2 separate regions of the Mus musculus genome follow, and region 2 is linked to region 1. Evidence: chromatin loops called from intact Hi-C (ENCODE). Cell type or tissue: gastrocnemius. All regions are shown on one strand. Each heading gives the region's core, and the rest is flanking DNA. Links, peaks and the distances in the headings are about the cores only. Region 1 has its middle 19 kb from the start of Gm36411. Region 2 overlaps Mapk9 (mitogen-activated protein kinase 9).

The links. Hi-C counts contacts between places; a loop is a spot of excess contacts. Peaks named below come from ENCODE experiments on the same cell type or tissue, not always from the same donor. Only the 100,000 strongest peaks of a DNase experiment are listed, where the experiment ranks them.
Region 2: a loop joins it to region 1, with 4 times the contacts of the local background. A loop is called at or near these places in 24 of 42 quality-filtered maps.

The regions. Positions count from the first base shown.
Region 1 is chr11:49,730,191-49,735,567 of GRCm38, reverse strand. No RefSeq gene overlaps it. Among named protein-coding and RNA genes, the nearest start is that of Gm36411, 19 kb to the right of the region's middle. In gastrocnemius, for the core only: no CTCF peak of the experiment used is centred there; no DNase peak of the experiment used is centred there; H3K4me3 peaks cover 288 bases; H3K27ac peaks cover 2,419 bases.
Region 2 is chr11:49,866,904-49,872,280 of GRCm38, reverse strand. It overlaps Mapk9 (mitogen-activated protein kinase 9), which reads right to left. Exons shown (of 12, transcript NM_207692.2): 4 at 5,240-5,298; 5 at 2,971-3,109. Among named protein-coding and RNA genes, the nearest start is that of Mapk9, 23 kb to the right of the region's middle. In gastrocnemius, for the core only: a CTCF peak has its summit at 2,274 (motif pointing right); a DNase peak (open chromatin) is centred at 2,319.

The sequences.
Region 1 (5,377 bases), core at 206-5,205:
GACCTCTGGAAGAGCAGTCAGTGCTCTTAATCGCTGAGCCATCTCTCTAGCCCCCCAGAAAGAGTTTTTATTTTTATTTATTTTTATTTTTTAAAGAATTATTTATTTTATGTATGTGAATACACTGTAGCTGTCTTCAGACACACCAGAAGAGGACATCAGATTCCATTACAGATGGTTGTGAGCCACCATGTGGTTGCTGGGATATGAACTCAGGACCTTCACAAGAGCAGTCGGTGCTCTTAACTGCTGAGCCATCTCTCCAGCCCTATTTTTTTTGTTTTGTTTTGTTTTGGTTTTTGGTTTTTTTTTTTTTTTTTTTTTTTGGTGTTGTTTTGTGTTTTAGCTGGTTTTTATTTCTGTTTCGTTTTTGAATGTCAAAACATGATACACAGAAGGTTTTTTTTAATAATGTAAATAATTTAAAAGCCAACTTGAATTAGTGTTAGACTCTTTTGGCAGGGACACTGGGTGGCTGGAATGAGGACCAGGCTGCTGCTTCTTCCCATTGTCATCCTCGGAGGACAAGGGTGGAGCTGAGTCTGATCCTGTGTTCCCATTTCCTGGATGTGGGGTCAGCCTGCGTGTGTTGCGGAGGCGGCTTCTGCAGGTCCTCCAGAAAGCTGGCTCATGCAGGAAGTCATCAGCACCACATTCCTCGTGTGTCCCCTTCGTGTGTCCCCTTCCCTGACCCGAGATTCTGCTTCATCCTCCTCCTCTGCACACAGCCAACGGCGATCCTTGGCGCCAGGAAAGATGGGAAGCTGTGTGCTTGGCCTCCCCCGTACCCTTCCTTAGCTTTCTCAGGTCAGTTCCCTGATTTTCTATTCCCTTCACCCCTCGTATACTTACCTCCAAGGCCTCTCTTTTATCCACTGGGTCTCATGTCCCCTGTGGCTTCCCACGACTGTGTTCCCTTGGGACATGATGTCTCAGCCCCTGAGCTTCAATGGACTCCTCTTGGAAACCCAGTGAAAACGGAACCCCAGACAACACCTTGCATTGCTTGGGTCAGTGGAAACCCTCTGTGGGTTCCAGACTTGTCCCCCAGCCTCCTTCCTGCTAGGTAGCCAGTGCTAGGGTAGTAGGAAGAGCAGGCGTGTCACAAAAGATACTCAAATCCACAGTGCCTTCTGTAGGTTGCTCTTCCATACCCCACATCCCCAAGGTTAACCTCAGGCTTTCCATATCCGACTCTGGTTCCTGCTTGGCCATCAAGCAAGCCAACTAGGCTGCAGGCTAGATTGTCTTAATTGCCAGTACCTACTTAAACCACAGGCTGAGACAGCTGGGGTGTGGCATGGAGCTATGCCTTCCTCAGTCAAAAACAGTATCAAGAGGCCAAGAGAGAGGCTGGAAAGATGGATCAGCAGTTGAGAGCACTGGCTGCTCTTCCAGAGGTCCTGAGTTCAATTCCCAGCAACCATATGGTGGCTCACAACCATCCATAATGGGATCTGATGCCCTCCTCTGGTGTGTCTGAAGAGAGCAATGGTGTACTCCTATGCAGAAAATTAAAAAAAAAAAAGAAGCCAAGAGAATAGACTATTTCTACCATGTACCCTGGAGAGTTAAGTGCAGGTACCCTGCAACTTCCTGGAGTTATGCCCTGATGAAAACATCCTGAACTGAGCACAACTACAGTGCACCTAAAGAAAGCCATAACTCAGCCACACAGTTGTGGGAATGTAAAGAAGAATGGCCCCTATAGGAGCTATATTTGAATGCTTGGTCATCAGGGAATGGCACTACCAGTGAGGGATTAGGTTAGGTATGGCCTTGTTGGAGTTAAGTGTGTCACTGGGGGTGGCCTTTGAGGTTCTTGAGGGCCCAAGTCCTGCTTCTTTCTCCTGATGCTACTGATACCTATGGACCCAAATGTAGAACTCTCAGCTACTTCTCCAGCACCATGTCTGCCTGTGTACTGCCATGCTTCCTGCCATGATGATAAACCTCTGAAAATCTAAGCCAGGCCCAATGAAATCCTTTCCTTTATAAGAGTTGCCATGGTCATGGTGTCTCTTTACAACAATAGAACCCTGACCGAGACAACAGTGTGTGGAGGAATATCAGTTGCCACCCCTTACGCTGGACAACTGTGACTCAGTGCCACTTCTCAGTGTCGCAAGACGAGTGGACCTCATGTGATTAGCCCAGGGAAAGGCTTGAATTCGAACTCTGAAGGATCCCATCTGCCGAGAGCTTATCGCTTTCATGCCGTTGTGAGGTGAACCATCACTGGGTGAAATCGTGGTTATGTTGGGGCCAGCAAAAGGAAAATGTGAACTGTGAACCAGTTGTGGATGTTCCCTACAAGTTCTTCTGTGGCTTGGAGGGCGTGGTCAAGGTTTTCAGATGACCATCCCTGGGCTGAATCCTATCCTACACACCAGGTGCCCACCTACCTCTTCATTTGGCAAGCTACACCCTGGTGTGTGAAAGGCCACAGACAACAGCAGGGGTGGCTGGGGCATGGGGTTGAGAGTTAAGTGGAGACAAATGGCTCAGGGGCAATACAGGCTACTCTATGCCAAGCTCTCAGAAGGCTTCTAACACTCTGCTTCCAGACAGCACCTGCAGAGCTCCCTAATTCCCCCAGTCTGGTAGGGCTAGGAATTTGCAGCACATTCTATGGCTAACCAACACTCTGCCCTAGATTTTAATTTCTGAGTTTTAGGTTTTAACCACTTTCAGAGAAGCAGGACTGGAGGACAGAGAGCTCCCAGACTCCTTCCTTAGCCACAGGTATAGCAGCATAACAGCTGTCACATGCACCCGACCCTACCCACTCAGCAGGGTTCTCCATTCTGTGTGTTGAGGGATCACTAAAGGGGCATGAAGTCCCTAAGCACCACTTGGACATTAAGGGGAGACCCTGCTCCCCACAAAGCACTGACTGGGTGAAGGAAGCTCTGTATAAGCCAGATGTATGCCATTGCTGGGTTTTGGGTTTGTTGGGGAGGTTTCTAAAGAGGACACTGAGCCTGGAACCCAGAACTAACAACAGAGGGTGCTTTGGGGTGGACGAGGCTGCGGTGTTGTTGGGGAGGCAGGGTGTGGTGGCTTTGGGCTGGAGCCAGTGATGAGCTTGGAATTTCCCAGGGCTTTTCAGAAGTCAGAGAACTGGGGTGGAGTGGGTTTTCTCTCCAATCTCGTCTGGTGTTGGCCACAGCAGGGAAGTCCTAGGTGGATGCTACAGCCAGCTGGTATACCCTGTACCAGTCACAGAACTGAGGTGGGACTGGGAAAAGTAAGGGGGGGGGAGGAGTGTCCAGAGCACCAAGATGAGGTCATCCCTGCTCAGCACTCAAGATAAGAATCGAAGGACTGGGGGCAGAGAAGACAGCTCAGTGGTTTAGAGCACTTACTGCTTTTGTAGAAGACCCAGGTTCAAATCCCAGAACTCACATGGTGGTGTGCAAAAACCTGTCACTCTAGCTGCATGTACATGCACACATGTAAACACACAGGGGGGGAGGGGAGAGAGAGGGGGAGGGAGAGAGAGAGAGGAGAGGAGAGGAGAGGAGAGGAGAGGAGAGGAGAGGAGAGGAGAGGAGAGGAGAGGAGGAGGGGGAGGAGTCATCGTCCAGGCAGTGGTGGTGCATGCTTTTAATCCTAGCACTTGGGAGGCAGAGGCAGGAAGATTCCTGAGTTCGAGGCCAGCCTGATCTACAGAGTGAGTTCCAGGACAGCCCGAGCTACACAGAGAAACCCTGTCTTGGAAAACCAAAAAGGAGGAGGAGGAGGAGGAGAAGGAGGAGGGGGAGGAGGAGGAGGAGGAGAAGGAGGAGGGGGAGGAGGAGAAGGAGGAGGGGGAGGAGGAGAAGGAGGAGGGGGAGGAGGAGGAGGAACTAAAGGGATAGTGAGTCAGGAAACTTTATCCAGCATTGTACATGGAGAAAGTCTTGACTGGGTCATACTTAGCCCCAGAGGGGACTGCTGTCTGGTTATAGGACTTCCCCAGTTGATCATTCTCTGCTACTGACACAGAGGATCTGAAGGAGGGGAAGATGGGGAAAACATTGCACATGGTCAGAGAAGAAATGTCCTTTCCCCAGTTCCAGACCCCCCCAAAAATCTGGGGTTCAGAGTATGGTTGAAACATTAGTAGGATCAGGCAAGTGGGAGCAGACTGGGAGGAACAAGGGTCCCTGTCCACTGACTCTGGACAGATGAAGGAGGGCCTAATCAGCTTACGCTGGTATAGGGACTGTTACTGACACAGGAAACAGGATGGTAGAGAGCCCAGGAAGGCTACTGAGGTCAGTGCAGAGAGGCTGCTATGCTTTAAAGTATCCCCTAAAGTTCATGTGTTAGAAACTTCATCTTCTAGACCAACAAGATGGCTCAGCTGGTAAAGGCCAACCCTGCTTACCTGAGTTTGATTCCCAGGACCTACATAGAAGGAGAGATCTGATTCCTGCAAGTTGTCTTCTGGCATCCATACACATATGAACATGTGAGTGCATGGGTGTGTATATGTACAGACAGACACAAATAAATGTTTAAAAACCACAAAAGCTTTCGACTCCCATGTAACAGTGTTGAGATGTGGGGTCTCTATGGTTAGGTCATAAAAGCTTGACTTCCATATAGAGATTGGTAGGCCTTCACTAGATGTGCGTCTCTTCTATGTCACAGCCTTCAGAACCATTATCCATATAAACTCTGTTCACAAGAAATGATTTAATCCTGGGTATTCTGTTACAGCAACACAAAAGGGACCAAGGCAAAAGCTGGGGTGAGCTCAGACCTGGGTGGGTCCCAGCACAAGCCAGGCTGCAGCTGGCCCAGAACACAGGGTCAGGATCAGGGCATCCGGAACCAGAATGTAGGTGGTCCAGCAGGACTGAGTCTCTGATCAGAGGCCTCTGAGGTTTCTTGGGTCCAGCCTCCTCCCCCTCGCATTTAAGGCCTTCTAAGTTGACATGTCTGACACCTAATAACTATTCTCATGGCCTCCCTTTAGATAGGCCAGGCTCCCCTGCCCTATAAGCACTCTTCAGTCTCATCTCTCACACTCGACTCTGCCTGAAGTAGTCTATTCTTACACAAAGCCTGTCCCTTCTCCAATTTTATCTCAGGAAGGCCCTCCAGGAAGCTCTTCTTGAGCGTTCCCAGCCAGAGGGACATGGAATGTCTCTGGAGCCTGGAACACATTGGCCAGTCACTCAACACAGGGATGAATTCCAGGACATAGCCCCAGCCATTCTGAAGAAAATGGCATCTGCTGACCTTGTTGCATGGACCTGCTGGTCACAGGAGAGAGGCAGATATCCTGGGGAATGACCAGACTCACCATCACGATGCTGGTGTCTGTGATGATGGAGATACACTTGGCCATTGAGGTCCTAGAGGATAAACTCTAGAATTCCAA
Region 2 (5,377 bases), core at 235-5,234, 140 kb before region 1:
GCCTGAGCATGCAGACAAGCAGCACAGCCGCGTGGGCAGTCACAGCAGCACCGCTTCCAAAGAAGACAAACGCAGTACACACGCAGCACTGGAAACCACTCAGCAGTGAAAGCCTTCATCTGTCAATGAGCCCTAGAGAAGGGGAAACAGCCCCTGGTCCAGACCATACCCGCCTAAAAAGTGTGGTGACAGGAACAGCTGTCTACTTTACTGCCATCTGCTGGCCAGCTAGGCTAATAGAAATAAAGCTCTGGGTGTCTGTGCAAGGGGCATCCCAGCTGATGCCTGCCAAATGAGAAACTTTCATGTTTATGAGGATGTAAATCACAACCCTGACCAAACAGAGCCATATTGTAACTAAAGTGGGAAGGTAGGGGAAGAGGGTCACAGGGATGACGGCTGGGTTTGTGGACGAGGAATATATCAGTATCTTATGTCACAAACTGAAAAAGGTCAAAGAGCTCTAAACACACTGCCCTGAGACACAGAAACGAGCACTAGAGTAATTCATTAAGAGAACGGAAAGTCAGGCTGGTGACACAGCCCAGTGATGGAGTGCTGGCCTAGGATGCACAAGGCTCTGCCTTCATCCCTGTCGCCACATAAAAAAGGCAAAAACCAAAACCAAAACAAACAACAATAACAAATTCTAAATAACAAAAACTAAATTCAAAGTTTGCTTCAAAAGGAGACAGAAATAGGAGAAAGAAGAGGGAATGCAGGCTTCATAACTATTTATGCAACCATGTGATCCTTGATGAATACAAATGCAAATCAACCCATTTGCTGATTTGGTTCTGTTGAGAGGAGTCCGACTTTGAAACTGTGAAGGACAGACACTGGGCAGGCGGGCTGGCTGGCACTGGCGCAGGTGAGCACTGAAGCACCTGTGCAAAGCTGGAAGGAGCTCGGCAGCCTGCTACTGTGGGCGTCTCCAAGTGGCTGCAGGGCTGAGAGAGGTTTTCATTTTCCCCAATTTTGTGAATTTATATAAAGTAAAAGTGGTAAGGGCGAGGGACAAAACTTTACCTTTTGTCCTGTTTCACTCTAAAACTTTCAAATAATTAAAAGTTTTATTTATTGTGAAGCCATTTTGTTTCTTGGAGACAAGAGTCTTGCTATATGGCGCAAGCTGACCTTGAACTGATGACCCTTCTCATCCTGAGTTCTCCATGACAGGCGTGACAAATTGCATTAACAGCAAAAGTGAAGGTATGTTTCTCTATGTGAGGCCCTATTTAAAGGGGACCATACACTGCCATGCGGAGGCTCACTTGGGTTCCTCACTCACAGAGGCCTGTCATCCAGTTTGATGTACCTGAGGGTTGTTTGGAACATCTCAATGACAACGTTCATACCTTTCCCAAGCAGTCGCAGATGTGAGTGTGTGAGGTAAGAGTGTACAAGGGATCCAGAAGGAACCGGTAAGACAGGGAGCTAGGCAGGGAGCAAGGTGGACACACAACATTGTCTCAGATCATCATGGATTCTAAACACTGTGCTAAGCAAAACATACACTACTTTGGGCTCTGTCTCACCTGCTTGTAGGCTAAAGGACCAAACATTCCACAAAAGGCAAGTACACGCCATAGTCTCATGAAGTTTCCAGGAAGTAGGGGCATTCTCCTGCCCTCACCTCCGGCTCCAAGTAAGGGAAAACAGTCCCCTCAAAAATCAATACAGCTTGTAAATCTGGGAAGTTATCATAAAGCATACATTTCATTAAACGTGTATTGTAAGGCTGACGGCCATAGCTCAGTAGTAAAGCATTGCCTCCTATGAGCAGCATCTGAGGCTCCATCTCAGCACCACACAAAAAGCAACAGTTAAGAGACAATAAGAATGCCTACAGGAAGAGGGGCGAGGGTGGAGAGATGGCTCGGTGGTTAAGGGCACTGGCCGCTCTTCCAGAGGACCTTGTTTCAGGTCCCAACACTCACACGGTGGCTTACAACTATCTGGAACTCTAGTTCCAAGGGATCTGATGCCTTTTCCTGGCCTCCATTCATGCATGTGGTACACAGACATAAATGCAGACAAAACATCCATACATAAAATAAAAATAAATACACTTTTAAAAAGCCTTCTGCATGAGGGAAGAAAATAAGCATCATATTGTTGATGGAAAATTCAGTGTCCTAAATAAAACTAAAAAGTGGCCTCAGTTATTTGGAGGTCTGGGGGAATTTTTAGAAATAGAATGATTCATTAGGAATCTTAGTTACTATTTAAAAGTGAACTTTACCATCAGAAGGTCTATTGCTTGGAATGACCACTTGGTGGCAGCAAAGGCTACACTTTGAAAAACCTGGTTATGGGGGTGCACAAGGGAAGGGAAGCCAGCACAGGCCTTTGGCAACAGAGGCAGGAGGATCACTGAGTTTGAGGCCAGCCTGGTCTACAGAGTGAGTGCCAGGACAGCTGGGGCTACATAGAAAAAAAAAGTTACTACAAACTGGAAGGCTAAACCAGAAAACCAAGATTGTTCTGCAGTAGGGTGGCCCCCTACCTCTGTGTTTACAGTGGCTGAGGGGAAAAGCTGATCTGAACAGTGTTTTGTACACAGTATGACTCCACGGCTTAACCTGGACTCTCAAAGTACCAAACTTTAAAAAGAAGAAAAAGACGTTCTTAGGGTGGGGATGGATCAGGGAGTGAGCACAAGCACCAGGAACTGAACTCAAACCCCCGGCGGCCATGTGAAAGGCCAGGGTGCTTACACATGGAACTGGAAACCAGTGCTGGGGGTGTCGGAGAGGCGGAGTCAGGAGACCACCAGCCTCCCTCCAGGTTCAGGAAATAAGGCCAAAACTGACCTCGTGGCCTTTAAACACACATGAATAAGTGTGCACTCACACATGTGCACATACACCACACAAACACTCATACATAAAAACATTAAGTTCTTTTGTAACTAGATGACTGACGACCAAATGGTCCTTTTAAAAATACAGTTATGTGATTACTCACTCTATGAATGATACCAGCTGAATGCAGATGCTTGATGCCACAGAGCATCTGGTAGAGAAGGTAGGACATTCTCTCATGGTCCAGTTCCATATGAATAACCTGACATAAGTTAGCATCCATTAGTTCCATTACCAAGTACCTGAGTATTCAAAAAGAGACCAACCACACTCATTAGTAATATTTTTAAACATTCCTTCATGAGTCTTAGCTCACAATCATTATGAAGCAGTACCGACGGGGTATTAACACTGCATGCTGGAAGTAAAAGCACTTTTAATAAAGTAGCTTGAAAAGAATCAAATATATAATAGGAGTCTGTAAAATTACCCAAAGAATATACAAACAACTAACTTACTCATTGTTTTTCTGCCTTTCAAATTATAAACAGAACTTTTTTTTAACCATGGAAACAATCTCGTACAAACTTTTCTACTTTTATTAACCCATGTGTCTGTCTGTCTGTCCACCTATCTATCTTTTGTTAGATCATCCTTTCAACATCTATACCATGCTGCTGTAGATTCTTGCTCTTTAACAATACATGATTCTGGCAGGGCTGCTAATGTAGAGGGTTTATACAGCGGGTAAATGGAACTCTGAACTTTCCGAACAGGTTGGTTATGTATTTGGACTGCTATAAAAAATGAAACCTTTTTTTTTTTTCTGGTGATTTTTGGTGTTTTTTTTTTTTTTTTTTGGCTTTTTCAGACAGGACAGGGTTTCTCTGGGTAGCCCTGGCTGTCCTGGAACTCTCTGTAGACCAAGCTGGCCACAGACTCTGAGATCCCTCTCCTCTGCCTCCTGAGTGCTGGGATTAAAGGTATGTGCTACCATCCCCTAGGTGAAATCTGTCTTTTAAGGCTGACCATACAACTTTCAAGCTCACGGTCCACCAGCAGCATAATAGCCCCACCCCAAGCCCACAGAGGTGCTTAGACACATCATCTCTAACTCCCCTCCACTGCTTGTCATGACATTCTGACTCAGCATATGCCTAGTGTCTGCCCAAACTGATGACTTCCACATCTGCAGAGACCCAAAGGCCAGTGCTAAGAACTTGGCTGCTTTCTGTGCCTAATTGCTTCCTTTTGTTGGAGCGGCTGGAGTCAGATCCTGGCTCTCCTCTCACTGTTCCTGTCTTGGTGCTATCCAGGTTGCTGTGCCTTGAAGGACCATTTATAGATTATTCTTCCATTCCTTTAATCCAGGCCCCTCCTGAACACCAGGTTCTTTCCTCTCTACCCACTTCACTGTTCCACTTGGACAGTCAATAGTGTCTCTGAATTCATGTCTAAAACTACTTGTGAGTCTAGCTACTTAGCACCCCAAGTCTGGTCCTCTCATAGTTCTCCATATCTCAGCCAAAAGCCTTTATGTGTGGCTTTCAATTTCTCTCTCACATCTAGCATCGGCAGATGCTAGGCCTCACCCTCAGACAGTGTTGGTGTCTAATCTCAAGCCCTTCCCATTACCCACTTGAACCTCTCATATGAACTGCAGTGATTGCCTCCCCATACTAACTAGGCCTTTTTGTCCTACCTCTCACAGTGGATTCTCAGCCCCTCAAAACCAAGTGTTCTTTTAAAATATGTCAGGTAAGATCACTGCTATGTGGGAAATCTCACTCTGGCTTCCTTTCCTATATGCATGCTACTTCTCTAAGCCATACCCCCTTGTCACACATACCCAGCCACCCAGACCTCTGGGTAGCAGCACACACCAGCTAAGCTCCACTGCTGCTCGTTTACTCTGGCTACACCTTCCATGTCAATTCCACTCTGTCCCAGTATCTGCAGAACAAACCGCTCCTCCCCTAAGCCTTTCTCCTACTGCCTCACTGTGATCTTTCCCCATCTACCCTGTGACGAGGAATTGAAGTCAGCAACTTGACTAGGCCAAGGAATACTGCGCTGGCAGCCTTACGTGAGGGGTGTTTTGGAGGGTGTTTGGGTAGTAATTATTATGTGAGTCTGAATGCACTGAGTACAAAGCATAGAGCAAGATCCTGAATGAGCAAATCTAGAGAATGAAGGAGACTCTCCTCTGAGAGCTGAAACAGACTTTCATGTTTTGGAATCAGAATGCTAGGCCTTATATACTACAGCTCTGAGTCCTCAGGCTCACAGCCTTAGATTAAAAGCAACACCGCAGGCATCCTTGTTCTTTGGCACTGTGGCACCCTAGGGTCCCGAGCTTGCAAATGGCCTATGTTTTCTAAATATAAATCACTGAGTTTCTAAATTTTCAATCTGATGCAAAAGATACTTACACATCTTGAAATTCTTCTAGCGTTTTTTGTGGTGTGAACACATTTAACAAGCTAATTATCTGAAAAGAGAAAATTAATTATACTTTAGTATGTCAGATTGAGTATAAAAATTGGTGTACACTGAAATGTATTAAAGGT